4 separate regions of the Mus musculus genome follow, and all the other regions are linked to region 2. The links are chromatin loops, found by intact Hi-C in ENCODE. Cell type or tissue: gastrocnemius. All regions are shown on one strand. Region 1 has its middle 42 kb from the start of Gm30467. Region 2 overlaps Epsti1 (epithelial stromal interaction 1 (breast)). Region 3 holds the start of Gm30467 (a long non-coding RNA gene). Region 4 overlaps Ccdc122 (coiled-coil domain containing 122).

Region 1 (5,000 bases), 190 kb before region 2:
TTTATAATTAACAAATGTATGAGTCAGGGTTCCCTGGGGAAAAAAGAACAATTGGATGTCTGAATACTATTATATAGATGATAAAAAAATTGACAGACATTCTAAAGTATGGCTCATGGCATTATCAGGGCTGACAAGACTGGAATTTGTCGGACAGATCAGCGGGCTGGAAATTTGAGGAAGAGTTGATGCTGCCCTTGAGGAATCAAGGAAGAAGAGCAAGCTAGAACTGATGTGTTGATCCTGAAGTCAAATTGCACATCCTTTGGGAAATGTCACTTTGTTCTGGAGCCCTTCAACAGATTGTATGGTGGCCCATTTGCATTATGCAGGGTGATCTACTTTGTCCAATCTTCTTTTTTTAATGCTGAATAAACTCTTTTAAAATATGTAAACAGCCACATCTAGACTAGTATTTGACCACACACCAGGGTGTCACTGCCTACCATGAAGTTGCTACAAAAAATGAACCATCATGTAGCCAGGTATAGGGGAGTCTGCCTATAGTCCTTGCTATTCAGAAGAAGCCTAGGAGGCAGAGAACAGTCAGGGAGACAGCAAAAACACTGTAGCCTCTACACAAAAGAAGGACACTTAAAGCAATTTAGTCATCACCCAGAGGATAAGAACAAGGCGTACATCATGCTAAGCATCCACTGGTCCCTTTCTCTACCAATAAGAAGGAAGTGTGGTACTCAACCCACCAGAACAAGAACAAAGCAGCGGCAGAACCACAGAGAATGAGAAAAACCTTACAGATGAGCTCATTCCTCGAAGGAAGAAAGGGGTGAATGATAAAGGCGGGATAACCTGACTCTGGACACTATCTACCTGCAAATTAGAGCAAACTCTTTATGTGGGGGTTGGGGGGGGGGAGATCTCCATGTTTCCTTTCTACCCAGACTACCCATCTACCACCTACCATCTAAAATGGTGTTCAGGTATTCACTGACACAAGAAAGCATGATTTGAATTCTTACAAATAGCTGCATCCAGATACAAGCACATGGTGATGGCTTCCTTTGAAGAAGTCATTTGTTTTGCCTATGGTTTCTTTGGGGTGATGTCTGCATCCCTGGCTTACTTGCAGAGGTTTTGTGTGATTGAACCTTTTGGTTTTACCTTGTCTCCCTCCTAATAGTTGGAAGAGGTTCACACTGGAAGACGTTTTGTATTAAAATCTGGCATGGGGTCCAAGAGACAGTCTCTTCTTTTGACTCGGCTCAGAGCTGGCTATGGTTCCTTCTGCTATGCCTCTAGCCTTTGGAGAGAAAGGGCCTTGTGTGTAGACAGCTTGTGGAATGATTACAAGATATAAAAAGATATTTGAGGGTTAGCAATATAACCCAGTTAAGTGCTCTCCCAGCATGGACAGAGTCTTGGGCTCAGTCCCCTGGACAGAGTCTTGGATTGGGTCCCCACAAGCTGGGCACGGTGCCACATACTAGCAATTCCAGCTCTCAGAAGGTAGAGGCAAGAATATAAGGAACCCAACGTCATTCTTAGCTACATAGCAAGTTCAAGGGCAGCCTGAGATTTAAGAGACCCTGCCTCCACCCCCAAAAAAGGATAAAGATGACTCGGTCCCTGAAGAGAGACACCATGGCTCTATAAGTCCTTTTATCACTACTCTTTGCTATCTGACCTTCAGCACTTATTCTGTGCCTCAATTTACTCATCAGCAACACCTAAATAGTTTTAAAGAGCTGCCCTGCCCTCTTCCGACCTACTATGTAATAAATCAGGATGTCGGAAAGTTCTGTAATTTCAGAGTCTATAAATCAAGCAGAGCAAAATATAGAAACCATCAATATCATCACCCTAGGTCAAAAACAAGATTTCAATTCCAGGCTCTGACGCCAGCCTAGTGAGTATAAATGCCGGTGGCTCTTGTCGCCACATTCAATGTATTCGCCATCAGATCAAGAAGTCATTAGAGAAAGACAGCCTCACTGTACAGTGGCACAGTCCTAACAGCAGACTGACAAACATGGAGACAGCTGGCGGCTCAGCAGCAGATTTTAAAATGAATTTACAGTTTATGAAATGTGCAAGATTGATGACATCAGTGACAGAGTCCTTGCTTAAAGGGACAGACCAAGGGAGACAAGGACAGTGACCTGGATATCCTCTGCTTGCTCCTCCACTCCTGCCAATACTCAGGCAGGACACTAGGGCTTGCCAAGTCCCCACAATGGAATCAGAATCTGAACTCATGGTGACATGCTCAAAACAGATTCAACTCGTTGGTTCTTCATGTTGGCAGAGAATGAGCCAGCTGTGGGTAGGCGGGAGAAAGGGCGAGCCTTCCCTTCTGGTCACTGCCTTTGAAATTGTGTAAGCGTGTAGAAAGGAGCTCACCATGGAGCCGATGGCACCCAGCACAGGTGTGAGGCACTTGGTAACTGTGACACAATCCTACAGAGAGGGTGACGATCCTCATCAAATCTCACATTTGACAGCCTTACTTATTATCTCTTCCATGTCTCTGCAATTATCAGACAGCCCACCAGGACTGCACAGTTTTACAAGGTTCTTCTTTCATAGCATCAAGGGATTTCAGCCCATCTCTACTGGCTGTTTCCTTGACATTTTCTCTAAAACATCCAAAACTTTGATTTAAATAAAAACAAAAACCACTCAGTGTGGCACATTATTTGGTACTTTTCAACAATCTCTAATGACTTCTCAATGAGTCAATGACACTGAAAGAATCACAGCTGAGTCCAGCACCCAGGAATTGGGTGAGTGCCATGTTGACATGCCCTCTCACTAGCCCATCTGGTCCCTTCCCTTTTCTGTCATGTGTTTCAGAGTCATGACATATTTGTTTGAAGCATAGAGCTCTTATTCCCTGGGCTAGGTAAAGTGCTTGCTGTGCAAGTCTGAAGACCTGAGTTCAATGCCTAGCACCAACAGACCAAAAGTGGAGCACTGCACTACATACCTATAATCCCAGTGGTACGGAGACAGAAGGGTTTCTGTCACACAAGACAAATTGCTGAGTTCAAGATTCAGTGAGAGACTATCTCAAAACATAAGGTAGAGACTGATTGAGGAAGATGCCTAATGTTAACCTCTGGCTTCCACTTAACAACTCCAATTTGATATTTAAAAGACAGAAAGAGAGTAAATCATGGATTCTGACCACTTCTAGCAAGTCTCAAATGCCTGTTCCTTTTGGTCCCAATCTGAGGAGCTGACTATTGAGAGGACTCTGAGCCTGATGTCACTAGGACTCAGCCATTGGTGAGAGGCCACTGCTAGACATAGTCAGCCTATCCAGTCTTAGCCTGCTTGAAAGTCACAGAGAAAACCACCAGAGTTATCTACACTGAGAGGATCCCTATGACCAGGCACCATGCAGAGGTATGAGATGGGAGGAGAGTATATGTCAGCCAAGCAATCAGAGAGGCAGACAGAAGGCTCTGCTACTAAGATGCTAAAGCAGCAGGGGACAAACTATCCCTTCTACCTTCCGATCACCAGACCTCTTTTCCTGGTACTGTTCTGCTTTCCAGCTTCTCTAGTTCCCTGTTGTTCTTCATGCTTTGTGGCTTGGTTATCCTTGGGAGTGAGTGTTCCTGTTTCTTGTAGCTCACAGGCATATCTGCAACCTGGGTAAGCTGAATATCCAACAGTTAGTGCTTATTTTGAACTGATGCAATGGCTACTTTTAATACTAAGTAGAATTCCCTGAATAGCCTTATTCACTTACCTATCTACTTAGGGATTTGATACTCTTAAAGTTCATCTTTAAAAAAATATACATATATGGCAACTCACTTTGGCACATAATAAATTAATATATAATATAATATATAACATATAACACATAACATATAATTTAGAATATAATATAGTATATAACATAATATATATTATACTATGTTATATAATAATATTGTATGCTAAAAGTGAGGTGCCACCAATGTAGTGGAAAATCAGAAATGCTCCCCAATTTCAAAAGCATTTCTAGAACTTGAACATCCCAGTCTATTATTCTCTGACTATCAGACAGCTGGCAGATGCAGAGTTCTTTTCCTTCAGTATTCCCAAACAGAGATTACTGGACAAACACCACTGTTAGGTAAACATTGTGTTCGCTACTGGTGGATCAACAAACTTTGGGGAATTTAGTTGTTTAAGACAACTGAGAACATTCGAGTTAAACATCCAAGAGCAATGGCTGAAAGGTTAGCGTTCCTATTCAAAAGAGGCATGAGCGAAGAAAACAATCAGCAGAAACAAGAACCATAGAATCCCACAGCACTCCTTTTTAAAATGTCGTGCTCCTGATATTGTTGCCTGTGTGATTCTAGCCTGCCCAGACTGGTCAGTATGCAAAGGGGGTTCCAACAGAGTTTCAGAAGAAACACAAGAAAAAAATTAAAAATGATTGTTCATCCTGAGAACTGAATTTTAGGGAGCAAGGATGCCCCTAAAAGGTTTTTGTGTGAGTTAGAAAAAGATGCTTCCTCTGGAAAGATGAAACCCCACAGCAGTGCACACAGCTCCTATCACAGTTCAGGCTGGACTTCTGCTCTCATGGGCCTCTGGGCAAGGTGTCTGTGTGCAACTAACAACCCAGACATCCTTGATCACAGAAGGGAGGGAGGGAAGAGAGAAGTGGGAAATGGACAAATCAAGGGCCAAGGAGGACAAAGGAGTGAAGGAGTCATCATTAGAAAAAGAAACCTTGAGGTAGCAACAGAGGAAGGGGCAAGAGGGAGAAGAAAACTAAAAAAGAAAGAAAGAAAGAGAGAGAGAGAGAGAGAGAGAGAGAGAGAGAGAGAGAGAGAGAGAGAGAGAAAAGAAAAGGCCTTAGACTCTTTTCCCATCAGCCTACCATGCTTGGCCATGATGGTGAAGCCAGGCCAGATGACATGTGTGAGTATTCAGCTGACTTTAAGTGAGTTAATCTGTATGAGGACTGACTCTCAGGAGGCTCCACAACTAAACTGGATGAAGATCTGGGAGACCACATGCTAATGCATCTA
Region 2 (5,000 bases):
TGCTGTGCACACATGAAAACCTGACTTTGGAGTCCCAGCAGCCAGGGAAAAAGTCCAGTATGGACTGGTATGTCTCTAACCCCAGAGATGCAAGAGAGGGATGTGGAAGGAGCAAAGATGGGGGCCCTCTGGTCAGCCAGTCTAGTCAAAATAGGACTCCAGCTTCAGAGAGACATCCCATCTCAATAATAATGATAATAATAATAATGTGTCCAGAAACAGAAGGTGCACAGTGTCGACCTCAGCTCCTTACACACTCACACACAGACAAGTGCACACAAGTATACACACATATGTTTGGACTGCACCTGCTAAAGAAAGAACAAAGATAAAACTGACAGAAAGAAATTCTTCCTTGATTCCCATGTTCACTTCCCTGGGCTCCTGATTTAAATAATGTTCAGCCTGTGTCCCCAGGATATAGGGGAGGGAATCAAGGCTTATAAGACTAGTAGGCTAGTCATATGGGTCACAAAGAAGACGTGGCTGCATGGCGAATAACTTGGACTCTTGTTTGTATGAACAGAAAACACACCAGATGCCCCAGGGTTTCTTTTTCTCCTAAGGTGGGCCTACAAGAGAAAATGAGCCTTACTGGGATTGACTCACAAGCACCACCTAGAGGAGAGACGCCCTACAAGGGCAGTCTCCCCCAAACCAGTGGTGATGGAGACCAGCAGGAACTAGTCCTCTGGCCCATTGCTTTGTGTCTTTCAACTAGATTGGAAGGTAGCAGAGAACAGAGCAAGGTCTTAAAGGCTGTCTTCTAATGGTATCAGAAGGAAGATGGTCTGGTGGTTTAGATTCCTTAGGAAGCTGTCATGATGATAACCACTGTTTTCCCTTCTTTCCAGCGCAGGCACATACACCCTGATAGCACCAAACGAGAGCAGAAGGCAGAAGATACAGAGAAGTATGGCACGCACTTTCACCCGACACTCAGAATGCTTCTCCTCTTTATAATTTTTTAAAGTATTTTTATTTTCTTATTTATAGAGACTCACAGAATCTTACCAAGGTCTTAAAAAAAACTTAGAGTTTTAATTGCACTTGTAAAAATTATTCTATTGTTAGCACTTCTAAATTCGTTTCTCTACATTAGTAACAGAGCTCATGGTAATGAGTGACTATGAGCTTTGGATTTTTCTTGGGTTTAAACAACTTCACACCTATTGTTATTGTTTGGATCTTGTCCCTGATATACTAAATAAGTTGGTGGTGATATTTTAATGGTGCTGTGAATACCTTTGAAACGACATGCTATATGTCAAAAAGATTATGAGGGAATTTGTACCTTTTTTTAAAATATATGTTCCATCCCTCCTTAATAGACTTTTTCTGCCTCTGTATTCTTATCCTTCTGTATCTGTCAATCTGCCCTCTACAATCTTACCTTATACAGTGTGTATAATCACTCCCCCCCCCCCCAATCTTTGGCTGTACTCCTTGTACTTAGAGCATGAGTAGCAGGTTTAACTGAGGCACAGAACTAACAAATGCTGCCCTCTGACACTGTCGCACTATTTGTAGTTGCAAGGGGAGATAATGTTCACATGGTTCACCAGGACACTGTGTGACTGCCCACGTCAGCCATGTTTCCAGCTCCAGGATTCTGTGCTCTCCCTTCTTAGGGTATTGGTAAGGAATTCAGTAACCAATAAGGCCATAACGGCCCAGCCAGGAAAGTAGTTATCCGAAGAGACCACATGGACAAGAATCAATCAGGGTGGTCCGGTGAGTCAGTATAGCATATGACAGTGGTCTTCAGTGATTGTGGGGACTGCAGACATTTAGCCAACAGAACCCCAAGGTTCCAACATCTTACAGGCTTCGAGTTCAAGTTTCTAAGGGGAACTAAACCGGGAGATTAGGTTATATAGCAACAGAACTAAGTCTCCCAGGCGCCCCCTGCTGTCTGAATATTTGGACAATAAAGAATACCAAGACCCAAAGCAGGGTGCCAACGCACAGGGCAGAGCCTCCCTCCTCAGAGATAACAGCCAGCTTGAGAAATGTTAAAAATAAAGCAAATATAGGCATCACAATTCTTTGGGGATGTATATTTACCCGGATCTTATTGACATATGAATATTCTAGTTTTTGTACACATTTGTTATAGAAAACCTTTCGAAATAATTCATGAGGTTTTAAGAATGTCAGTGTTGGAGGGAAAACTATATTTCTTTGTGTTAGTAGGAGTTTAGCTGTTGTTCAAATTTGTACCTTCTGTGAGGACACTTAGGAGCTGCCAGGGGTGGGCCCTGCATGACTTGGGGGTCCGGGAGGGCTGGGAGGTATCAGCTTTTCATGGTCATTTTTTTCTGTCTCATTCCGGAAAACTCACTATCTGCTGTCTGCTGTGTGTTTTGATGCTGCAATGACCAGGTTTCTTTTCAAACAATCAACAACTTGCTATTTCTCTCCTGGTTAGTTGCTGAGCAAGAACTGGCAGACCTGGAGAGATGGAAGCAACAGAACAGGGCAAAACCAGTCTACTTGGTGCCACAACGGCTGGGTGAGTGGCAGATGGAAAGCCAGAGCGGGTAGGCAGGGTCACTGGCAGATCCTACTGAGACAGGCTGGGTCTGCTTTCCTTCACATGCGAAGGCTTGCTCTATGGTATTTCTGCCGGAGACGGAATTCATCTGATAGGAAACATTCAAATGTGCAGGTAGATTGCTGTCTCTGGTTTTATGTAAGGAGCAAATGCATCTGCCACAGTTGTGTGGGAATAAAGTGATGGCTTAATTGGCAAATAATTTAGAGCCTCTTAGATGATCAGCTCTGAAGAGAGCTTACCTGGGGCGCTGCATATGCCCAGTCACAGCACTTCCAGGATGCAAGGGAAAGCCACCACAGCATATCCATCCTGGCAGTTAGATGCTAATGTGACAAAACTGAACGGAGAGTCCATTGGGAACATAGAATGGGAGTAAGCTGGGGACCCAGCAGTGGGTATAAAGATGGATGTCTCCTGGGTTTTCATGCTAGGGCTGGGGGACATTTGAGTTGGCAGAGCAGGTGCTGCCAGGGTGATGGAATGTCTGGGTCTCCTGTGTGGGGTTTCAGGCCTTTAGAGGGGATACCCATACCCCCATCCCTCAGTGGGAGTCATTTACGTCCTATCTTGACTTCAGAGTCAGCTGCAGCTTAACACATAGAGGCTTGGCACAGTTCCAGTTACCACAAAGATGCCTTGGGTTAGAAGCCACATACCACCACAATAGTCTTAGAGATAAAGGTGGAGGGGGTGGGCAAGGGAAGAAACTAATTTGGAAATCTCTTAATGAATGAAAGATATAGAACTATATATGTAACTCCACACATTTCACCTTTAGCCAAATAAACTTGAGGAATTTGAGACTTGAGGAATATAGTCTAAACGTCCTCCTCCTCCTCCTCCTCCTCCTCCTCCTCTTCCTCCTCCTCCTCCTCCTCTTCTCCTCCTCCTCTTCTCCTCCTCCTCTTCTCTTCCTCCTCCTTCTTCTTTTTAAAAAATCTTTTATCATTTTTTTAAAGATTTATTTATTTTATGTATGTGAGTGCACTGTCCCTGTCTTCAGACACACCAGAAGAGGGCATTGGATCCCATTACAGATAGTTGTGAGCCACAATGTGGTTGCTGGGAATTGAATTCAGGATCTCTGAAAGAACAGTCAGTACTCTTAACCGCTGAGCCATCTCTAGCCCCCAAACCTCTTCTCTTTAATAGGTCCTCTCAAGTGTTTCACCTTCCACATGGTTTTGAGGTAAAGTAAGAGATTTTTTTTTTAAAGATTTATTTATTTATTATATGTAAGTACACTTCAGACACTCCAGAAGAGGGCATCAGATCTTGTTACAGATGGTTGTGAGCCACCATGTGGTTGCTGGGATTTGAACTCCGGACCTCTGGAAGAGCAGTCGGGTGCTCTTACCCACTGAGCCATCTCACCAGCCCAAAGTAAGAGATTTTTTTCCTCTTTGTGTTTTGAGACAGTTTCATCCCAGTGACTAGCGATCAGTCCTAGGTACTGGCCAGAATTGGTCACCTCCAGGATGACTTTAGATGTATATTCTTTCATGAGATCCTTGTTAGAACTGCAGTCAACAGCAGCAGTGTATCCCTTCTCTTCTGACTCAGGAAGACAAACCATCCATGAGACAGCCACTTTCTTTTCAGAGTGAAGGTCTCACTAGCCAGGCTAGCCTTTAACCCAATTCTGTGCCACCCCCAACCCTTCTGAGGACCCATCGGCCACAGACTTGTGGGAAACTTAGAGTTTTCTCTGAGCATGTAGTCACTGATAAATTGACTGTTCTCCAGGGGAAGACCACACAAACAAGAATGTTTGGGCAGCACAATTGGTCTTGAAGAATTTAAAAAATAAGCAGGATGCACAGTTGGGCAGGTAGGGAAGAGGGGATGGATCTGAGAGGAGTTGGGGGAAGGGAGATGAATATGATCAACACACTGTACAAAACGCTCAAAGAACTACTAAAAATATTGGGGGAAATGAGTGGGTAATAAAGATTACGTACATCTGCTGTGCCGAAAATCTGAAAGGTTCTTTCTTATGCAGGAGGAATGTTCCAGAATTCTTAGCCAAGACAGAATCGCTTAATGTCTAGTGTGGTCCTTCAGGCATGGTTTCAAGCTAGGTGAAGACTTTAATGTTTATGATGGAAAGCCCTAGTGTCTTTAAAGAACAAAGTTTCATCTTCCCACCCATCAGTTAGCTTTTAAAGTGACCACCACTCTTAGACAACTTTTGAAGATGACCGGCTATATTCCAATGTCCAGGTGTATAAAAAACTCAAGTCACACTGCTGGGTTCCCATGCAGTTAACTAGTTAACTAGTACTCAACAGCTGGCCTTGCAGCTTAATATTTCTGTTTTACCTTTGTGGCTTATTTACTTATTTATTTATTTATTATTTATTTTCACCAGGTGGAAGCCAGTCTGAGGCTGAAGTCAGACAGAAACAACAGCTGCAACAGATGCGTTCTAAATACCAGC
Region 3 (5,000 bases), 150 kb before region 2:
GGGAGGGAGAAAGGAAGGAAGGAAGGAAGGAAGGAGGGAGGGAGGGAGAGAGAAAGGAAGGAAGGAAGGAAGGAAGGAAGGAAGGAAGGAAGGAAGGAAGGGAGTGAGGGAGTGAGGGAGGGGAGAGGGAAGGAGGGAGAGAGGGAGGGAGGGAGGGAGAGAGGAAGGAAGGAAGGAAGGAAGGAAGGAAGGAAGGAAGGAAGGAAGGAGGAGTAGGGGCTGGGGAGATGGTTGCCTGGCTCAGTGGATAAGCCCTGGCCCCTCAAGCATGAGGACCAGGACCAGTGTTTAAATCCCTAGCTTTGGGAAGCCACATGTGCCGTTGCAGAGTGGCACTGACTACTGCTGGCCACCATTCATAAGTTTGGACAAACAACCAATGTGTACATATGCAGTAAAGTTTTTTGCAAAGACACTGCCTGGCCCAGGCATGATAATGAGGCTTTGAGAGTATAACCAATCAGATGTGAGACATGCAAATGAGGTATGATAATGAGGCTCTGTGAGGTACAGAGAGAGAGAGAGAGAGTAGCCAATCAGATGAGGAACATGCAAATGAGGTGTAGTGCATAACCAATCCGGGTGTGAGACACACCTCTCCTAGGCCTATATAAGCAGCACCAGTTCTGGGCTCGGGGTCTCTTCGTCTCTGCAATCAAGCTCTCCCAATAAACGTGTGCAGAAGGATCCTGTTGCAGCGTCGTTACTGCTGGCCAGTCCGGGCCTGCAAGACCTAGCACCATAAAAATGCTGGGTAAGCATGGCAACCCCTTCTAACTCCAGCATTGGGAAGGTGGATCAAGTTGACCCCCAGGGCAAGCTGGCAAGCTAGCCTAGCACTACTTGGGAAGCTCTGGGTTTAACTGAGAGCTTTGCCTCAATGAATAATGTGGAGAGTGAATAAGGAAGACCCAGACTTCCATATGTGTACACACATGCCCCCAACAGATGTAAACATGTGTATGTGTGTATGTACATGTGTTACAGAGAAGAATGACCGGCTTTAATAAACAGGTCTAATCGGATAGACTCTGGTTCTATAAATATCAGAATTCTTGACTGTCTTTTTCAACACAGTCATGGAGATTTCTCCAGAATCCCATCGCGTGTGTTTTTCATCTCCAAGCCCTACTGCAGCTCTCCAAGGACATCAGCTCTGCATCACTACATCTCCGCTGTGTCAGGGTCTGCAGAGAGCAGATGGGCTAGAAATGATGGCTTGTAAATAAAACTGGCTTTCCAGAATGGGACCCCTGGTCTGAAGCATTTGTCATAGAAGATGAGGCTGGCAGTTCTGCTATGGGCCATCCTGGTCCAATACTGGTCCTGGGTCTTGACTGTAGTAAGTCAGTAGAGCCAGAGTTGCCAGCCAAGGCTGATGTAAAGGGACTGTTTAGCCCAGTGGTCCTCAACCTTCCTAATGTTGAGGTCCTTTATTACAGTTCCTCATATTGTGATAACGCCCAACAATAAGATTATTCTTGTTGCTACTTCCTAACTGTAATTTTGCTACTGTTATGAATCATAATGTAAATATCTGTATTTTCTTAGATTGAGAACCGCTGGCTTGGACCTATCCTCACCTGCACGAAACACAAATGTATGTGCTTACTGAGAGAGGCCTGGTAAGTGGGGGTTTGTGGCTTGACAGAGTGCCATTAACACATTATCTACAGAAAGCTGAAGACTGACAGTGCAGCCACACCATGATGACTCCTAGAACACATAACATAATTATATCATCCCATCCAAATGTACTGGGAGAAATGTTTTGAGCAGGTCAAAATCTAGGTAGATTAGGAAGTGATCATGCCAGATTGACAGGAGGTGGCAGGGGGCAAGAGGAAGTAGGAAGGAGCTGGCTAAACAATGCACAGCTATACACAGAATATAAGGTGAAAGCATGGCATGGCTGTGGCAGGATATTTGATCACAGGTAAACCCTGAGATTGTATTTGCTGAAAAAAAAAAAAAAAACTGTTTCTCGTTGTGGTGAGGCTCAGCCCTTTGTACATACTTTTGATTCCTGTGGCTGTAATGCAGACATGTCCTTAGAACTCACCTTTAATCCCAAACAATGAAGGTAGAACTAGTTTGTAGAAGGAAGCAGCCATGTTTGAAAGTGATACCTAATTGAGTGGAAGACAAAGTGATGAATCAGAGAAAGATCTGACAGAATAGGATATACCCAAGTCTCACAAGAACAGAGAGGAAAAGGAAGTTACTTAAGAAAGCAGTGCAAAGAGAGAAAAGGGAGAGGGAGAGAGAGAGGAGGCAGTTTTTACCTTGAGAGTTTTACAGGGACAGGTTGAAGAAAGAATGAGTCAGAGAATGAGAAGGAGCTAGAGGATTATAAGAGATTGCCAAAGTTAGCATGAGGCCAAGTAGAGCAACTTAGGAGAGACGGGGGGGGGGGGGGGGGGGGAGACAGAGACAGCGACAGAGAGAGGGGGGACAGATTGAATCAGTTTTCATGGAGAGGAGCTTTGAACCAGAATAGCTTAGTTAACCAGCCAACTAGAGCACAGAAAGAACAAGAAAGGGTAAGGTTAATTCAGCAAGAAGTCTCAGAGGCTGAAAAGATTCTAAGCCTAGATTAGATTGTATGGAGTCTAGAAGCTTCCAGGACTAGGCCTAGGTTAGCAGATGGAAGCAATGATCACATCAAGAGAATAAAAGTTACATTTACACATGATATGGAAGGTGCTTACTCACACTATAACACAGAAATAGCAAAAGGGAAGAGACTACATAACCCAGGCCCCTAGATGCCCATTGTGTTTGTGTGTTTGATTTGGGTTATTTCTAGAATAATAATAATGCATTTGGCTTTCTTGTACAGACAGACTCTCATTGCCATTATACTGAAATAACACTAAAGGCTCTTCTCAAGCCAGGGGATTTCTTCTAACCATAATGTCTTCTTTCCCCTTTCTCTGGCCTAAATCACATCAGTATGCTTGCCTGAGCTGTTGCTACTTTCCCTGTCCTGCCCCATTCATAGTTGGAACCACTAGGGGGCAGTCCAGGGCTCCAACCTCTGTTGGATGGTGTGACATATACCCACATACATGCACACATACAAACCTACAAAGTAAAGACAGCTGTTTCCCTAGAATTTGAAAAAAAAAGTTTAATAATGTTCTATAAACTAATTACTAAGTAAACTAATGGATAAGAAAGACAATGCCACAAAGAATGCCCACCTACTGCAGATTCTATAGAGATTTCCACATAGGGTTGGGGGTTGAGCCAAGTTCCCCTCAATACCTTTCTAAATTTTAGGCCCTATTATATAAAGAGAGAGAGAGAGAGTAACAAGAAGACGACGTTACAGAAGGTAAAAATCACACAAGGGAATATTCTGCTCTGCTGTGTCATGTACCCTGCCTGGGCCTCCTGGCTGGCACCACTCAGCCCCAGGTAGCAGAGTGGCCCTTTTGTCATGTTCAAATACTCACTAGGGATTTTCTTGATTGGATCATTTGAGGTGGGAAGACCTACCCTAGATCTGGCCTACACCTTCTGGTGGCAGACCACATAAAACAACATGGGACAAGGAAGCTTTTGCTTGTGGTCTGCCTGCCCTCATCCTCACTGGCAAGTTCATCCACCCTGCTGATGAAGCACTTGTTTCCTGGTGTTGTAACCTTGAGATTCTAACAAGAGACTGAACACCAGCAGTTCTCTAGGAATCCTCTGGAATGCCAGCACTCACTCACTCACTAACTATATAATGTATATATGTATATATGTATACAACATGGGACAAGGAAGCTTTTGCTTTTTGTCTGCCTGCCCTCATATACACACACATATATACACACATACATACATACACACACATATATATACACATACATATACGTATATATATATATATACACACATATATGTGTGTGTATATATGTATATATGTATGTGTATATATGTATGTATTATATGTATATATAGTTTTTAAAGTGACTTACAGCATATATAAATATATACACATATATACATATAAGTACATATATACACACATGTATATATACATCTGTATATGTGTATGTATATATGTATTTATACACATACATATATACATATATATACACACACACACGCATACACACGTGCATATATACCATTATACCAGTTCTGTTCCTTTAGAGAAGCCTATCTCAGCACCTCTTTCTCTTTGAAGAGAACCTGATCCTCACAGTGTACCCATCTCCTTTCTCTTTTCTTTGAATAGTTTCAGTGACAACCTTCCCCTCCTCACAACCACCACAGCCTGAGATGTGGACAGCAGATGCCACTTAATATCCAAGTGTCCAAAAGAGAGTGCCTGCTCCACGAAGGGGGTCACCTTGTCTCCTTAATCATCAGGACACAGCACCTGATGCTAGGATGCAGTCCCAGCTGGACCACTCCTGGTCACACACCCAAAAGATGCTCAACATATAAGAAGGACACATACTCTACTATGTTCATAGCAGCCATATTTATAATAGCCAGAAGCTAGAAAGAACCCAGATGTCCCTCAACAGAGGAATGGATACAGAAAATGTGGTACATTTACACAATGGAATACTATTCCGCTATTAAAAACAATGACTTCATGAAATTCTTAGGCAAATGGATGGAACTAGAAAATATTATCCTGAGTGAAGTAACCCAATCACAAAAGAACACACATGGTATACACTCACTGATAAGTGGATACTAGCCCCAAAGCTCAGAATACCCAAGATACAATTCACAGATGACATGAAGCTCAAGAAGAAGGAAGACCAAAGTGTGGGTGCTTTAGTCCTTCTTAGAAGGGGGAATAAAATACCCATGAGAGCAGATATAGAGACAAAGTGTGGAGTAGAGACTGAAGAAAAGGCCATGCAGAGACTGCCCCACCTGGGGATCCATCCCATATACAGTTACCAAACCCAGACACTATTGTGGATTCCAACAAGTACTTGCTGACAAAAGACTGTTTGTTATAGCTGTCTCCTGAGAGGCTCTGC
Region 4 (5,000 bases), 870 kb before region 2:
GCACCTAGGGTGAGAGTATTAAGCCCACACCCACAGTGACACACCTACTCCAACCAGGTCACACCTCCAAATGGTGCCATTCCCTGGTCCAAGAATATACAAACCATCACAGTGGACATGATCAGAACTATCTCAAGAAACATTATGTCATAGTATGGTGAAGTAGAGATATATAGATAGACAGACAGACAAACTGATTGATTGATTATGGGTCTGCACATACTATGTGCCAGGCATTTCTTGGTATCTATGCTTTTAAAGTTTGCATTGGCTGAAGGATATAAAAACAGGTATAAAAGATGCCAGTGATGATCAATGTTATTAAAAGCAATAGAGTTGGAAACATGGCTCAGTCAGTAACGTGTTTGCATACATGAAGACTTAAGTCAGTTCCCCCAAAGCCCACATAAGAAAGCCAAGCAGAGTAGTATATGCCTGTAATATGCCACTAGGAAGGCAGAGATAGGATGGTCCCTGGACATGCTGGCCAGCCAGTCTAGCCTAACCAGTGAGTTAGGTTCAGTGGGAGAGTTTATTTCCAAACAAACAAAGACATAGAAAGTCATTGAGAAAGACATTCACTCAAGGTCTGCCTGCCTTTGCCTCCACCTACATGTGCACACGTATGGATGGGGGGGGGGAGAGAGAGAGAAAGAGAGAGAGAGAGAGAGAGAGAGAGAGAGAGAGAAGAAGGAGGAGGAGGAGGAGGAGGAGGAGGAGGAGGAGGAGGAGGAGGAAGAAGAAGAAGAAGAAGAAGAAGAAGAAGAAGAAGAAGAAGAAGAAGAAGAAGAAGAAGAAGAAGAAGGAAGAAGCAGGAAGAAGCAGGAAGAAGCAGAAGCAGAAGAAGAAAAGAGAAATGAAAGAATAAGGCCATGAAGAAGAAGAAGAAGAAGAAGAAGAAGAAGAAGAAGAAGAAGAAGAAGAAGAAGAAGAAGAAGAAGAAGAAGAAGGAAGAAGCAGGAAGAAGCAGGAAGAAGCAGAAGCAGAAGAAGAAAAGAGAAATGAAAGAATAAGGCCATGCTTAAGGAAGAGCTGTTAGGAAAGATTCCCTGTTAACACAGTTAAGGGAAATTGGATTCCAATATAACTTAAAGGTGACCAGTAAGGTTTTTTTGTTTTTGTTTTGTTTTTAAGAAAGTTTACTTATTTATTTTATGTATATGAGTACACTGTATCTGTCTTTAAATAAACCAGAAGAGGGCATTGGATCCCATTATAGATGGTTGTGAGCTACCATGTGGTTGCTGGGAATTGAAGTCAGGGCCTAACCTTTGGAAGAACAGCCAGAGCTTTTAATCACTGAGCTATATCTCCAACTCCAAGTAATAAGTTTAAAAGAAAGAATTGTATTATCTAAAGGAAGAAAAATAATCAGAATCTGGTTTGTCCCTTGAGTGAGACAAAGAGAGCTCTGGCCTTGGACATTCTACTTGTGGTGTACCTTTAAGGACAAAGGGGCAAGGAACTCACTTTATCTTTAAAAATCTAAATTGCCCTGAGATCTCCATCTTTTGGAGAATTCTGAGATAATAACCTAGTATTTGTGTCCTGAATAACAACAATGAACTTATAATTTATTGAGATATGCAATGCTGGAGAGGACAAAGAGGTGAGGAGTTTAAAAATAGTAATGCCTGTTCAAAATTCAAGTGGAGATATGAAGTAGGGAATCTGATCTGAGTCTGTAGGTAAAAAAGGATGTTCAGGTTAGAGATATAGATTTAGGAACGCTCAGCCTCATACAAGATGATTTGTTTTTTTGTTTGTTTGTTTGTTTTGGTTTGGTTTTTTTGTTTTGTTTTGTTTTTGTTTTGGGGGGAACCTGAGATTTTGTGTCATTTAGCCAATATCTCTCCAGCTTTTTCTGCCTTTCAATTCTTGGTGATTACTAGTCTTCTATCCAGTGAGTTGGATAGAAGTTCTAATTATAAGTTACACAATAGTTGTCTTCCAATTGCTCATAGTCTGTAACACAATGCCCTTCAACTTCACAAATAAATGTGGCAAATGACCACATTCTTTTGAAGACTGAATAATCCTGCTTTGTTTTTACATACCACTATTTCTTTGCATACTAGATGATCTTAAAGAATTGAACTGGAGGGCATACTGTATCAGGAGGACCAGAAAGGAGGTAGGTGAAGATGAGTAACAGGACACTCTATAACAGTGAGGAAGACAAGTTCCTTCCACTCGGCGCCAGCACCGGGTCACCTTGGGCACAGAGTCAGCGGACACCCCCAAGGTCCCTAGAGGACAGCTTGTGAGGCAGATCCTGTTTCAGGCTCCAGACATCTGGGCACCTTCCCTGCCAAAGGAGAGGTGTCTTCCCAACCCGGGAGGGCTTTGCAAGAGCACCAGGGGAACTCATCTTGGTTCCCGGATCCCTCCAAGACTAGTCTGCACAGGTGAGAGTGTGGACTACAGAAGCTAACACCTTCTGGGACAGGCCCTGTTTTGGGCCTTCATCTTCTGCCAGGAGGCAGGTCCAGATATCTGTCCACCATCCCTGCAAGAGGAGAGCTTGCCTGCTCTGACCACTGAAACTCAGGAGAGAGCTAGTCTCCCAGGTCTGCTTATAGAGGCTAACAGAATCACAAGAGGAACAAGCTCTAACCAGAGACAACTATAACTACTAACTCCAGAGATTACCAGATAGTGAAAGGCAAACGTAAGAATCTTACAAACAGAAACCAAGACCACTCACCATCATCAGAACATAGCACTCCCACCTCAGCCAGTCCTGGGCACCCCAACACACCAGAAAAGCTAGACCCGGATTTAAAAGCATATCTCATGATGATGGTAGAGGACATCAAGAAGGACTTTAATAACTCAATTAAAGAAATACAGGAGAACACTGCTAAAGAGTTACAAGTCCTTAAAGAAAAACAGGAAAACACAACCAAACAGGTAGAAGTCCTTAAAGAAAAACAGGAAAACACATCCAAACAGATGATGGAAATGAACAAAACCATACTAGACCTAAAAAGGGAAGTAGACACAATAAAGAAAACCCAAAGTGAGGCAACGCTGGAGATAGAAACCCTAGGAAAGAAATCTGGAACCATAGATGCGAGCATCAGCAACAGAATACAAGAGATGGAAGAGAGAATCTCAGGTGCAGAAGATTCCATAGAGAACATTGGCACAACAATCAAAGAAAATGCAAAATGCAAAAAGACCCTAACTCAAAACATCCAGGAAATGGAGGAAACAATGAGAAGACCAAACCTACGGATAGGAGGTAGATGAAAATAGGAGTAGATGAGAATGAAGATTTTCAACTTAAAGGGCCAGCAAATATCTTCAACAAAATTATAGAAGAAAACTTCCCAAACCTAAAGAAAGAGATGCCCATGAACATACAAGAAGCCTACAGAACTCCAAATAGACTGGACCAGAAAAGAAATTCCTCCAGACACATAATAATCAGAACATCAAATGCACTAAATAAAGATAGAATATTTAAAGCAGTAAGGGAAAAAGGTCAAGTAACATATAAATGCAGGCCTATCAGAATTACACCAGACTTTTCACCAGAGAATATGAAAGCCAGAAGAGCCTGGACAGATGTTATACAGACACTAAGAGAACACAAACTCCAACCCAGGCTACTATACCCAGCCAAACTTTCAATTACCATAGATGGAGAAACCAAAGTATTCCAGGACAAAAACCAAATTCACACATTATCTTTCCACAAATCCAGCCCTTCAAAGGATAATAACAGAAAAAAACCAATACAAGGACGGAAACCACACCCTAGAAAAAGCAAGACGGTAATCCCTCAACAAACCTAAAAGAAGACAGCCACAAGAACAGAATGCCAACTCTAACAACAAAAATAATAGGAAGCAACAATTACTTTTCCTTAATATCTCTTAATATCAATGGACTCAATTCCCCAATAAAAAGACATAGACTAACAGACTGCCTACACAAACAGGACCCAACATTTTGCTGCTCACAGGAAACCCATCTCAAGGAAAAAGACAGACACTACCTCAGAATGAAAGGCTGGAAAACAATTTTCCAAGAAAATTGTCTGAAGAAAAAACCTGGAGTAGCCATTCTAATATCGAATAAAACCGACTTCCAACCCAAAGTTATCAAAAAAGACAAGGAGGGACACTTCATACTCATCAAAGGTAAAATCTTCCAAGAGGAACTCTCAATTCTGAATATCTATGCTCCAAATGCAAGGGCAGCTACATTCATTAAAGAAACTTTAGTAAAGCTCAAAGCACACATTGCACCTCACACAATAATAGTGGGAGACTTCAATACACCACTTTCATCAATGAACAGATCCTGGAAACAGAAATTAAACAGGGGCACAGAGAAACTAACAGAAGTTATGAAACAAATGGATTTAACAGATACCTACAGAACATTTTATCCTAAAACAAAAGGATATACCTTCTTCTCAGCACCTCATGGTACCTTCTCCAAAATTGACCATAAAACTGGTCACAAAACAGGCCTCAACAGATACAAAAATATTGAAATTGTCCCATGCATCCTATCAGATCACCATGGCCTAAGGCTGATCTTCAATAACAACATAAATAATGGAAAGCCAACATTCACGTGGAAACTGAACAACACTCTTCTCAATGATACCTTGTTCAAGGAAGGAATAGAGAAACAAATTAAAGACTTTTTAGAGTTTAATGAAAATGAAGCCACAACATACCCAAACGTATGGGACACAATGAAAGCATTTCTAAGAGGAAAACTCATAGCTCTGAGTGCCTCCAAAAAGAAACTAGAGACAGCACACACTAGCAGGTTGACAACATACCTAAAAGCTCTAGAACAAAAGGAAGAAAATTCACCCAAGAGGAGTAGAAGGCAGGAAATAATCAAACTCAGGGGCGAAATCAACCAAGTGTAAACAAAAAGGACTATTCAAAGAATCAACCAAACAAGGCGCTGGTTCTTTGAGAAAATCAACAAGATAGATAAATCCTTAGCCAGACTCACTAGAGGGCACA

Evidence for each region. Hi-C counts contacts between places; a loop is a spot of excess contacts. Peaks named below come from ENCODE experiments on the same cell type or tissue, not always from the same donor. Only the 100,000 strongest peaks of a DNase experiment are listed, where the experiment ranks them.
Region 1: it touches region 2 in a loop (2.2-fold over the local background); 2 of 42 quality-filtered maps call a loop at or near these places.
Region 3: a loop joins it to region 2, with 2.3 times the contacts of the local background. A loop is called at or near these places in 7 of 42 quality-filtered maps.
Region 4: a loop joins it to region 2, with 7 times the contacts of the local background. A loop is called at or near these places in 14 of 42 quality-filtered maps.

What each region holds. Positions count from the first base shown.
Region 1 is chr14:77,736,825-77,741,824 of GRCm38, forward strand. No RefSeq gene overlaps it. Among named protein-coding and RNA genes, the nearest start is that of Gm30467, 42 kb to the right of the region's middle. In gastrocnemius, no CTCF peak of the experiment used is centred here; DNase peaks (open chromatin) are centred at 1,426, 2,145 and 2,751.
Region 2 is chr14:77,926,316-77,931,315 of GRCm38, forward strand. Epsti1 (epithelial stromal interaction 1 (breast)) reads left to right here. Exons shown (of 12, transcript NM_029495.2): 2 at 855-913; 3 at 2,432-2,515; 4 at 4,932-5,000. Among named protein-coding and RNA genes, the nearest start is that of Epsti1, 25 kb to the left of the region's middle. In gastrocnemius, CTCF peaks have their summits at 627 and 1,918 (motif pointing left); DNase peaks (open chromatin) are centred at 619, 1,911 and 2,543.
Region 3 is chr14:77,780,400-77,785,399 of GRCm38, forward strand. It overlaps Gm30467 (a long non-coding RNA gene), which reads left to right and starts at 673. Exons shown (of 4, transcript XR_383626.3): 1 at 673-754; 2 at 1,552-1,625. In gastrocnemius, a CTCF peak has its summit at 3,015 (motif pointing right); a DNase peak (open chromatin) is centred at 3,022.
Region 4 is chr14:77,054,337-77,059,336 of GRCm38, forward strand. The region is part of intron 1 of Ccdc122 (coiled-coil domain containing 122); the gene reads left to right. Among named protein-coding and RNA genes, the nearest start is that of Ccdc122, 20 kb to the left of the region's middle. In gastrocnemius, no CTCF peak of the experiment used is centred here; a DNase peak (open chromatin) is centred at 2,257.